Regions from separate parts of the Homo sapiens genome. Here region 2 is linked to region 1. Evidence: chromatin contacts called from ENCODE Hi-C or POLR2A ChIA-PET data. All regions are on one chromosome and are shown on one strand. The core of a region is the stretch at or near the end of the contact, and the rest is flanking DNA. Distances in the headings are between cores, read along the strand shown. Region 1 has its middle 93 kb from the start of OTOS. Region 2 holds the start of NDUFA10 (NADH:ubiquinone oxidoreductase subunit A10).

Region 1 (4,958 bases), core at 1,714-4,213:
GAAGGTGACTCGGTTCCAGAAGAAGCCATAGTGTCTTCCCATCACTGCAGCTGTGGCCAGGATCCCCAGGCAGCGAGGTGCCCAGCACTGCTCAAACTGCTGAGTACACCCCAGGTGACGCGTTGATAGAAGAGCCTGCACCTCACTCTGCGGAAAACTCAGCTCTCACCTGTGCTAACAATTTCAATGCAATGCGTTTCCTTTGCGATTCTATGCATTTTATTTTATGCACCTAAAAACATTATTCTGATGAGGGGTCCCTAACTTTCACTACCTGCCATGGGGCCTCGGTGCACAGGAGGTTAAGAATGCCTGGCTCAGGTATTGACCGGGCTCGGGGACCGAGAGCTCCTCGGGGACAGAGGGAGAATCAGAGGAAGAGTTGAGACCTGCCCAGACACAGGGCGGCCTCGGGTGGCGGCCACACCCTCGCCCCAACCCGGATCAGTTGCCCAGTCACCCAGCAGCAGGGCCTGTTTTTAGACCTGCTCCCAGGCAGGTTGCAGCTGGGGCCAGACAGGTACGGTGACCTTGTGAGGGGGTCACAGCACGCTCATAGGGGTCCACTGCAAGGAGAAGTGCAGTCCTTGGCCTGGGCCGGTGGGGTGACAGCAGCAGGGGCTCCAGGACTGGGGGTGGCCTGTTGAACCCCAGGTAGGTGTTCTGTCACCCCTGAGCCCTCACCTGTCCTCCCAAAGCTGGCCCTCAAGAACCAGCCTTCGAGGGCATGTGCCTGGGTCACGGGGTGTAGTCTCCACACTGACATGTAACCCAGCACCTGGGGCTCAGGAGGGTGCATGAGAAATGCCAGGAAGCCGGGGTCTGCAGCCCAAGGCCATGATGAAATCTCCTCACTGCTGCATATAGAGCCGCAGCCCAGCCATGCCCCACAAGCCCATTCTTCTCCCTCCTTTTAGGTCTTGCAGTGCTCTGCAGCTGGCCAGGACGCACAGGTGAGCTCACAGCTCACGGAAACCCTGAAAGCTAAGGCAACCTGGGGAAAGAAGTTACCAAGATTTCCTTTGTACCTTAGGGAATCCAAAAGCATTCTGTGTTCAGTGTTGGTGTCCAGGGTGATTTGGGGGATTTGGTGGCCATTTCCTGGGGTAGTGAGGGACATGCAAGAGCAATGATACGTGGACCTGCCATTCAGGGTGCAGAGATCCTGCAGAGGTCAGCTGGGAGCACCACCCCCAGAGGCCTGTGTCTGTGTGTGATCACGTCAGGCTGGGCACATTCCGTAATAACCAGCACCTCACTCATTTCCCACGGCTCATGGCTTGCAGGATTTTGCTCTCTTGACCTCTCCTCTTCCGATCCAGAGCTTAACATCCCAGGGCTGGTCATTGTGGTTTCACAGAGTCGGGGGCCAGCCTGAACCTGGAGCCATTTGCTGCAGGTGTGGGTTTTCCTTGGAGGCTGAGCAAGTCCCTGCTTACCCAGGCTTGCACCCTCTTGGAGACGTGAGCTCAAGCTCACAGGCATTGGTAGATGATGGCTCAGCCACTTCCAGACGGTGTGACTTTGGATAGGTCACCAAACTCCTCTGGGGTTCAGCTTCCCCAGCTGTAAATTGAGGCTGTGACAGTGTGTCCCGCATTCCACTGCACTGAGGACCAGGTGAGAGCATCACCAGCACACGTGGGCACCAAGCCTGGCACATGGGGAGCTCTGGTGCAGGCAGCACCTGCCACACTCTGCCCCAACCATGCCTGTGTGACCAGGGCACAACCAGAAGTAGCTGGGCAGGTGCCACCCAGAGTGCTGTGGACACAGTCACCGCTGGGCAGGCGCCCCAGGGTGGGTCCTAACCTTAGCCAGCAAGTGGGTGCCACAGGCCCAGGGAGAGCAACGCGGGGACAGCCCTCGTGTCAAAAAACCTGGGATGGTGTAAGACTCCGAATTGTTGTCCTGTCTGAAGAATGTTCCGTTATTTCTCACAACCTGTTTCCTCCCTGGCCACTGAACAGAGGTTTACTTTCCTTTAGGACTTGATCTGTGACCACAGTGCCCCGCTGTTAAGGTGACCAATGCAAACTGCAGAAGGGTGCCCCTTCCCCCCCAGAAACATCAGGTGCGTCCCAGGTCCTGCGGCACCCCCCGAGGAGGGAGGTGCTGAGGGCGGGGCTGCAGCCACGGAGTTGGAGGGGGGGACTGTGGGTGGGGCTGGAGGATCAGGGTGCTGTGGGCGGGGCCAGAGGAAAGAGGCACTGTGGATGGGGCGGGAGGGGCGAGGCACTGTGGGCAGGGCCGGAGGAGGGAGGTGCTGTGGGCGGGGTTGGAGGGGTAGATGCTGTGGGCAGGGTCGGAGGAGGGAGTGCTGTGGGAGGAGCTGGAGGGGGAGGCACTGTGGGTGGGCCAGAGGGGGGAGACACTGTGGGCGGGGTCAGAGGAGGGGGGTATTATGGGCAGGGCTGGAGGCGGGAGGTGCTGTGGGCGGGGTCTGAGGTGGAGGTGCTGTGGGTGGGGCTGGAGGGGGAGGTGTTGTGGGCAGGGCTGTGGGGAGGTGCTGTGGGGCTGTGGGCGGGGCTTGAGGGGAGAGCTGCAGCCGGGGAGGAGGGAGGTGCTGTGGGTGGGGTTGAAGTGGGGGAGGTGCTGTGGGCGGGGCCGGAGAAGGGAGGCGCCGTGGGTGGGGCTGGAGAGGGGAGGTGCTGTGGGCGGGGCTGGAGGTGGAGGTGCTGTGGGCGGGGCTGGACCAGAGAGGTGCTGTGGGCGGGGCCGCAGCCAGGCTTATGCTTCCCTGCTGCAGGGGTGCGCTGATGGGATGGGGGCGTCTCACCCCAGGTGGGGGAGGCCTGAGCTCGCATCATCCGGCTGCAGACCCCTGGGTGCCCCCTTGTGCCAGGTCCGTCAGGGGCACAGGCCCGGCAGCACGCTGACTGGGCGCCGGGCAGGCCCGGCCGGCAGGGAGGGCTCCAAAGGCTGATCCTGCCTGTATTTTAAGGCCTGAGTTTCAGAGCGGCCTCCGGGCCCTTTGCTGAGCTCCAGCGCCCCCTGGTGTCGGCGAGGCGGGTGAGGGAGACGCGCCTTTGGGTCTCGGGCCTGCCCTCCAGCAGCCCACACACACCCCAGGACCTGGAGGCCTCCACCAGCCCCACCCTGGGGAGGACATTGAGAACCTGGAACAAGGTCTATTTGGGTCTGAAATACAGAAATGTAAGAACGCTGGAGAAGCTGGGGTCTCCTCCGGGAGAAGCCAGGCCTCGGGAGCCCGCTGCTGGGAGCCCTGGGGGCAGAGCCGGCCGCAGAGCCTTCCGCACAGACCCGTCCTTCCTAGGAGGCTGGGAGCTGGCATTTTGGCTTTGGCTCAGAATTGCCCGCTGTGCCACGAGGGCGAAGTCCAGCCCAGCAGGGGGAGGGCTGCTGCCCAAAGAGAGGGACTGATGTGGTTCTCCTGGGCCTGCTAGTGTCGGATGCTCCTCCAGGGACTGTTCTCAAGGCCCAGGTGCATGTGGGGAAATCGGGCTGTCTGGAAGAAAGAGTGGAAGCCGCTCGCTAGAGACACGCCTCTGTGATTCTCCCAGAAAGTGTCCTGTCGGAGGCTCAGGACTTCCTAGTGAAGCAGCTAGGACAAGCTGGGCATATTGAAAGTCACGGGGACATAAACCTGCAGGCCTGGGTATGGCCATTGGGTATACGTTAAATTCTGTGGCACCCAGTCTAGTACAACAGCTTCCGTTTCAGGACAGACAAGGTCACCCTGTGGGACCACCCTTAGCTGGAGCACCAGTTCCCTTCGCAGCCTCCTGATGAGAAGTGATCTCTGAACAGAAGGTGCAGGGCAGAGCTGCGGGCGTGCAGGGCCCTTCTCCCAGTCTGTTCCCGTCGATTCCTTGCTGCTCACACTCAAGGGTCTGCGCCCAGCCTGAAGGCGCTGCCTGCCGCGGTCCCTCCTGGTCATCTGTCTTTGTAGATTTGCAGAACAACATAGCCTCACCTGTGGGAGAGGCTTCCCAAGCTTCACCTTCACTCAGCACTGTTGCGCAGTCCCCAGGCAGGTGGCACCTGAGAGAGGGTTCCAGGCTTGGCCACTGGAGGGTCCCAAAGGTGGCTGGTTCCTGGCCCCAACAAAGCCGACTCCCTGGGAGACAGATGAGTCCCTCCAGGGTGGTACTGTTGGTCTGTTTTGGTCAGTGACGTGCTCAGCTCCAGGGCCATGCCTGGCACAGGGAAGGTGCGTCTTCAGTACTGGGTGATGTTGGACGAACGCCTGCTTCCCTTTTTTTTTCAAACTGAGGTCTGCAACCCAGATGCCCTTGGCTACTTACTGACTGCTCCATCTGAGCAAGTGGCACAGTGCCACTCATCTGCATAGGTGAGCGGGGACTGGTGGGTCTGCTGCTGGCTGGACAGAATGTCTGGGAGGGGCTTTGAGCATCCTGACCACCTCTGCTCTCAATCAGGCTTGGAAGGCAGCGTGTAATTAGGTCACATGGAGCCTCCAAGGACCAGACACTGGGGAAACCATAGCTCTCTGTCTTGTGCGTTTCTGGGTGCCAAAGCCATTACCTCCTGCTTTTGGAGGTCCCGTTGCCAGTTGCCAGGGTGAGAGGCAGGATGGGTTCATGACTCATGGCATCGACATCCTCCGGCCTGTTAAATCTTTTTGTTGTTGTTGTTGTTTTTTGAGATAGAGTCTCGCTTTGTCGCCCAGGCTGGAGTGCAATGGCACGATCTCGGCTCACTGCAAGCTCCGCCTCCTGGGTTCATGCCATCCTCCTGCCTCAGCCTCCTGAGTAGCTGGGACTACAGGCACCTGCCACCAAGCCCGGCTAATTTTTTATATTTTTAGTAGAGACGAGGTTTCATCATGTTGGCCAGGATGGTCTCGATCTCCTGACCTTGTGATCCGCCCACCTTGGCCTCCCAAAGTGCTGGGATAACAGGTGTGAGCCACCGCGCCCGGCCCAGCCTGTTCAATCTTAATGCAGTTGGCAAACACCTGTTTTTAATTTCTG
Region 2 (4,958 bases), core at 1,523-4,022, 210 kb after region 1:
GAACAGTCATGTCAACTAAAAATAGACAGTTTTATTTCTTCCTTTCTGATCTGTATGAATTTCATTTTTTATTTTTTGCCATACTGCATGGCCTATTACTAGAACTTCCAGTGCTCTGTTGAATAAGAGTGGGCAGAGCAGATATCCTTGCCTTGTTTCCTCCTTAGAAGGCAAGCATTCAGTCTTTCATGATTAAGTACAATGATGCAGAGTTTTCACGCATGTGCTTTATCAAGCTGAAGCAGCTCCCCTTTAGTCCTTATTTGCTGAGAGCAGTTTTTGTTTTTATCATAAATGAGTATTTAATTTTGTCAAGTGATGCAGAAAACTGCATCAGGCAATCTGGTCATAGATTTCGTCTTTCACCTGCTGGTAAGGTGTATTACATTGGTTGATTTTCAAATACCAGATTAGCCTTGCATCTTCTGAATAAACCACCTTGGGTTGTGGTGTATGATTCATTTCATATAGTGTTGGATTCAATTTGCTAACATTTCGTTAAGGATTTTTGTGTCTAAGTTCACGAGAGATATTGGTCTATTGGGGTCTGAAGTTATTTTCATGCTGTCTAATATAGTGTGGACGTCAAAGCGACCTCCTAGAGAACATTCCTAGCTCTCAGAACGTTCTAGCTGGGGAGGGAAAACGGAAAAAGGGGGGCGAGAAGCGGAGGGACGGGGAAGTATATAGTAATACTTCCCTTGAACCAGTAAAACTGTAATGCCCAACCTGGTTTTTACTAACTGTTTTCAGACTCTCCCTTTTCCTTTAATCACCTAGCCCTGTTTCCACCTGAATTGACTCTCCCTTAGCTAAGAGAGCCAGACAGACTCCATCTTGGCTCTTTCACTGGCAGCCCCTTTCTCAAGGACTTAACTTGTGCAGGCTGACTCCCACCACATCCAAGAATGCAATTAACTGGTAAGATACTGTGGCAAGCTACATCCGCAGTTCCCAGGAATTTGTCCGATTGATAACGCCCAAAGCCCCGGGTCTATCATCTTGTAATAGTCTTAAAGCCCCTGCACCTTGAACTGTTTACTTTCCTGTAACCATTTACCCTTTTAACTTTTTGACTACTTTACTTCTGTAAAATTGTTTTAACTAGACCCCCCCCCCTTCCTAAACCAAGGTATAAAAGTTAATCAAGCCCCTTCCTCGGGGCTGAGAGAATTTTGAGCGTTAGCCGTCTCTCGGTCGCCAGCTAATAAAGGACTCTTAATTCGTCTCAAAGGTGGTGTTTTTCTAACTCGCTCAGGTACAACAAAACATCCACGCAAACAGGTTGTGAGAAGTTACGTCTGCGTGCTGTGATACCTAGAGGAACCACTACGAAAACTATACATAATGATATTTCCCAAGACATTATCAGTAAATCAAGATGGAATTCTAAAAAAATGTACTGTATCCATTGGAAGGCACAAAAAAAAAAAAAAAAAAAAAATGCAAAGGAAACAAGGCAAAAAACAGCAGACATGAACCCTAAAGCTTGTTAAATGGATTTCAGGTGCCCTCCAGGATCTAAAAACCAGACCCTCCTGCGTTGGGGACCGGGAATCCGTATTTTTGACAAAAAGCAATTCTTCAATTATAGAAACATCCATAGAACCGGCCGTAGTTTACACAGCTGCATTCCCACTGTTTTACAATCGCATGATCATTTCTGAAAAGTTGAAAACAAAGTTAAAGAATATTTAAGGGGTTAAGAACAAAAAGCCTGGGGAACACAAAAGATTATAAAAACCCTTCCCAACAGCAGGCATACTTGGAAGGAAACCTCACATGCAAGGCTCCTTCGTGGAGCCCAGAGCCCAGGTCCTGACGGGAGCACATTTTAAGAGATGGACTTGCCGGCGCGGTGGCTCACGCCTGTAATCCTAGCACTTTGGGAGGCCGAGGCGGGTGGATCACGAGGTCAGGAGATCGAGACCATCCTGGCTAACATGGTGAAACCCCGTCTCTACTAAAAATACAAAAAATTAGCCGGGTGTGGCGGCGGGCGCCTGTAGTCCCAGCTACTCGGGAGGCTGAGGCAGGAGAATGGCGTGAACCAGGGAGGCGGAGCTTGCAGTGAGCGCGATGGCGCCACCGCACTCCAGCCTGGGCGACAGAGCGGGACTCTGCCTCAAAAAAAAAAAAAAAAAAAAAAAAAAAAAAAAAAAAAAAAAGAGATGGACTTGGAGCGTGTGCTTTTGTTTTCTATGCTATTCAATGTGTTCACAGCAGGTCCCCTGGATGAGACCACTTAGCCTTCAGCTCCGGAGGCGACCCAGGCCGGCCTTGCCAGGTCCCTCTCCCTGACAGGCGCCCCGCGACAGGGGTCCCACCCCGTCCCTCCGCTCCTCGCCCCCTCTTTTTCCACTTTCCCTCCCCAGCGAGAACGTTCTGAGAGCTAGGAATGTTCTCTAGGAGGTCGCTTTGACGTCCACACCGCGCCTGGGGGATTCTGCGGGGAGCACAGGACCCTGGGACGAGACGCAGAAGTCGCTCCACGCCCTGGGCGGCCTCAGCTCCCGCGACACCGCAGCAACTCAGAACCCAGGCAGGGGCCGGGCAGCCAGCATGCTGCCCCCACGTTCACCTCCAACTCCCACCTCTCGGCCCTCGCCCCAACCCGCAGGACCCTGGCAGCGCACTGGCTGTCTCCGCGGAAGCCCCCGAGGGCCTCGGCGCGGCCCCGCCCCCTGGAAGGTTCCCGACAGGCGCCGCGGGCACCCCGGCCGTGACGTCACGGCAGCGCGCCGGCCGCGAGAGAGGGCCCCGTCGCGACCGCGTCCCCTTGGGTCCTTGATCCTGAGCTGACCGGGTAGCCATGGCCTTGCGGCTCCTGAAGCTGGCAGCGACGTCCGCGTCCGCCCGGGTCGTGGCGGCGGGCGCCCAGCGCGTGGTGAGCGGGCGGCGGGGTGGCAGGGTGGCGGGGTGGCAGGGTGGCGGGGTGGCGGGGTGGGGAGCAGTTCCACATCTCCCCCGGCCTCTGGCGGCGGCTCCCAGGTCGCTCTCCGGGTGGGTTTGGGGGACCCCTCCTGCCTCCGGAATTGTTTGGTCTTTGGTCGTGGACAGACCTCAGGGGGCCACGAGCTTCTCCAGGCCATTTTATCTCAGCTTTAAGCAAAACGCTGGAGCGCGGAGGTGATCAGGGCCCCGAGGCTGCCCTGATGCGGGAGGCCCGTGTGCAGGTGGCAGGCCGGGGGCACACGCGCTTGTCATTAGATAATTCACGTAGCAGCCCTGTCAAGAGCCGTTTAAAGGTCGGGCCCTGCTGGGTGCTTGGGTGATGCCATGTTGAGCAGACACGGAGTTCAGTGCTTGTGTCCGCTTCCTTTTGCCTTTACTCTGACTGACTACTCTCATTTCTTAGCATTTTGCCCCCACCTTCTTCAGTGAAATCGTTTCATACATTTGTAACACAGTTGGATTGCTTTGTCACATTCTGCCTTACATCTTGGGATCCTTCTACCTAATGCGTTTTTTAAAATGTGCATACATTGAGCGCATTCTTTGTGCTATAAGGTTCTATGGATTTTTTCTTTGTGCTATAAGGTTCTATAGGTTTTGACACGTGTGTAATAGCATGTCTCCACCATTATAGGTTCGTACAGAGTAGCTTCACTGCCTTAAAAAATTCCCCTCTGCTTTACCTATTAAACCCTTCTTTTTCTCCAACCCCTGACAACCACAGATCTCATTAACATTTCCATAGTTGCCTTTTCTGGAATGTCATATAATTAGAATCATACAATATATTGCCTTTTCAGACGCCTTGAATACTTGGAAATATCTATGTAAGATTCACTTATGTCTTCGTGGCTTGGTAACTCATTTCTTTTTAATCACTGAGTAATATCTCATTGCATGGATGTACTTCAATTCATTCAGCAATTGAAGGGCATCTTGGTTGCTTCAAGTTTTTGGCAATTATGAATAAAGCTGCTGTAATCGTGTACATGCAGATTTCTTTTTGGAAATACATTTTTATATCATTTGGGTAATACCTGGAAGAGCGATTACTCATGTAGTAAGACTAGTTTTCTAAGAAGCTGCCAAGCCATCTTCCAGAGTGACTGTGCCATTTGACTCCCACCAGAAGTGAAGGCTCTCCTTGTTGCTCTGCGTGCTCGCCAGCATGCGGGGCTGTCGGTTACTTTGGATTGCTATCCATTCTGATAGCTGCGTAGTGGTATCTTGTTTCAACTTTGGAATATCTCATGATATACAGTGTTCATCTTTTCATATACTTATTTGCTATCTGCGTTAATTTCATTTGCGAGAGGTGTTTACATCTTTTGCCCATTTTTAAATTGGGTTGTCTGCTTTGCCTTGTTTTGTAACTTGTTTCTTCCTTACTCTTCAGTTATCAAATCAAGATCGAAAAATATCTTGATATTTCATATTCTCCTGTTTTATTTAAATTTCACTATAAAGTATTTTAATATTTTTGTGTTTTTCTGAGTACTTAGTATTCCATAATATGGATATGCCTTAATTTTGTTTAACTATTCCTCCGTTGTTGGACATTTAAGGGTTTCTATTTGCATTTTTGGTGTTACATCATACTTCATTGAGCATCCTTATAGGTCAATCTTATGTATATACTCTTTGAATGGATTCCTAATGCTGTAGACCCAGCGTCCTCTAGGTTTCATTACCATTAGCAGTTTAGGATGGTACTCATTGTCTTGTCCTAACTCTGTAATCATTTTTTAAATTATTTCTCATTTTGACACATGAAAAACTAATGTTTCCTTGTTAATAGTCTTTTGTTTTTTTGTAGCAAGGTTGACCACTTTTTCATGTGGTTTTTGGCTATATTTTATAATTTTAAAATAAGCTGTGTGTTTTTATTCTTTGTTTTCTTATTGTTCTGTACAATTTCTGTATATAGTAAGGTTATTACCCCATCATATCTGTTGAACTTCTTCAGTTTGTTTTACTTTTGGTTATGTTTCTTTTCTTTTTTT

Evidence for each region. Hi-C counts contacts between places; a loop is a spot of excess contacts on that map. ChIA-PET counts read pairs that join two places held with the same protein, here RNA polymerase II (POLR2A). Pooled maps may share reads with other maps.
Region 2: a pooled map shows a loop between it and region 1 (9-fold over the local background). The contact joins the promoter of NDUFA10 here to the enhancer-like site in region 1. A Hi-C loop is called at or near these places in 7 of 50 pooled maps. POLR2A ChIA-PET finds 5 or more read pairs at or near these places in 3 of 52 experiments (AG04449, HepG2 and WTC11).

What each region holds. Positions count from the first base shown.
Region 1 is chr2:240,231,101-240,236,058 of GRCh38, reverse strand. No RefSeq gene overlaps it. Among named protein-coding and RNA genes, the nearest start is that of OTOS, 93 kb to the right of the region's middle. RefSeq lists enhancers at 65-565, 1,812-2,353 and silencers at 2,296-2,345, 2,696-2,905. Within about 2 kb of position 2,963, at least 20 of the 41 ENCODE cell types and tissues checked have a DNase peak (open chromatin) inside an H3K27ac peak, as active enhancers do.
Region 2 is chr2:240,023,156-240,028,113 of GRCh38, reverse strand. NDUFA10 (NADH:ubiquinone oxidoreductase subunit A10) reads left to right here and starts at 2,772. Exons shown (of 10, transcript NM_004544.4): 1 at 2,772-2,887. The coding sequence starts at 2,813. RefSeq lists an enhancer at 1,948-2,777 and a silencer at 2,586-2,845.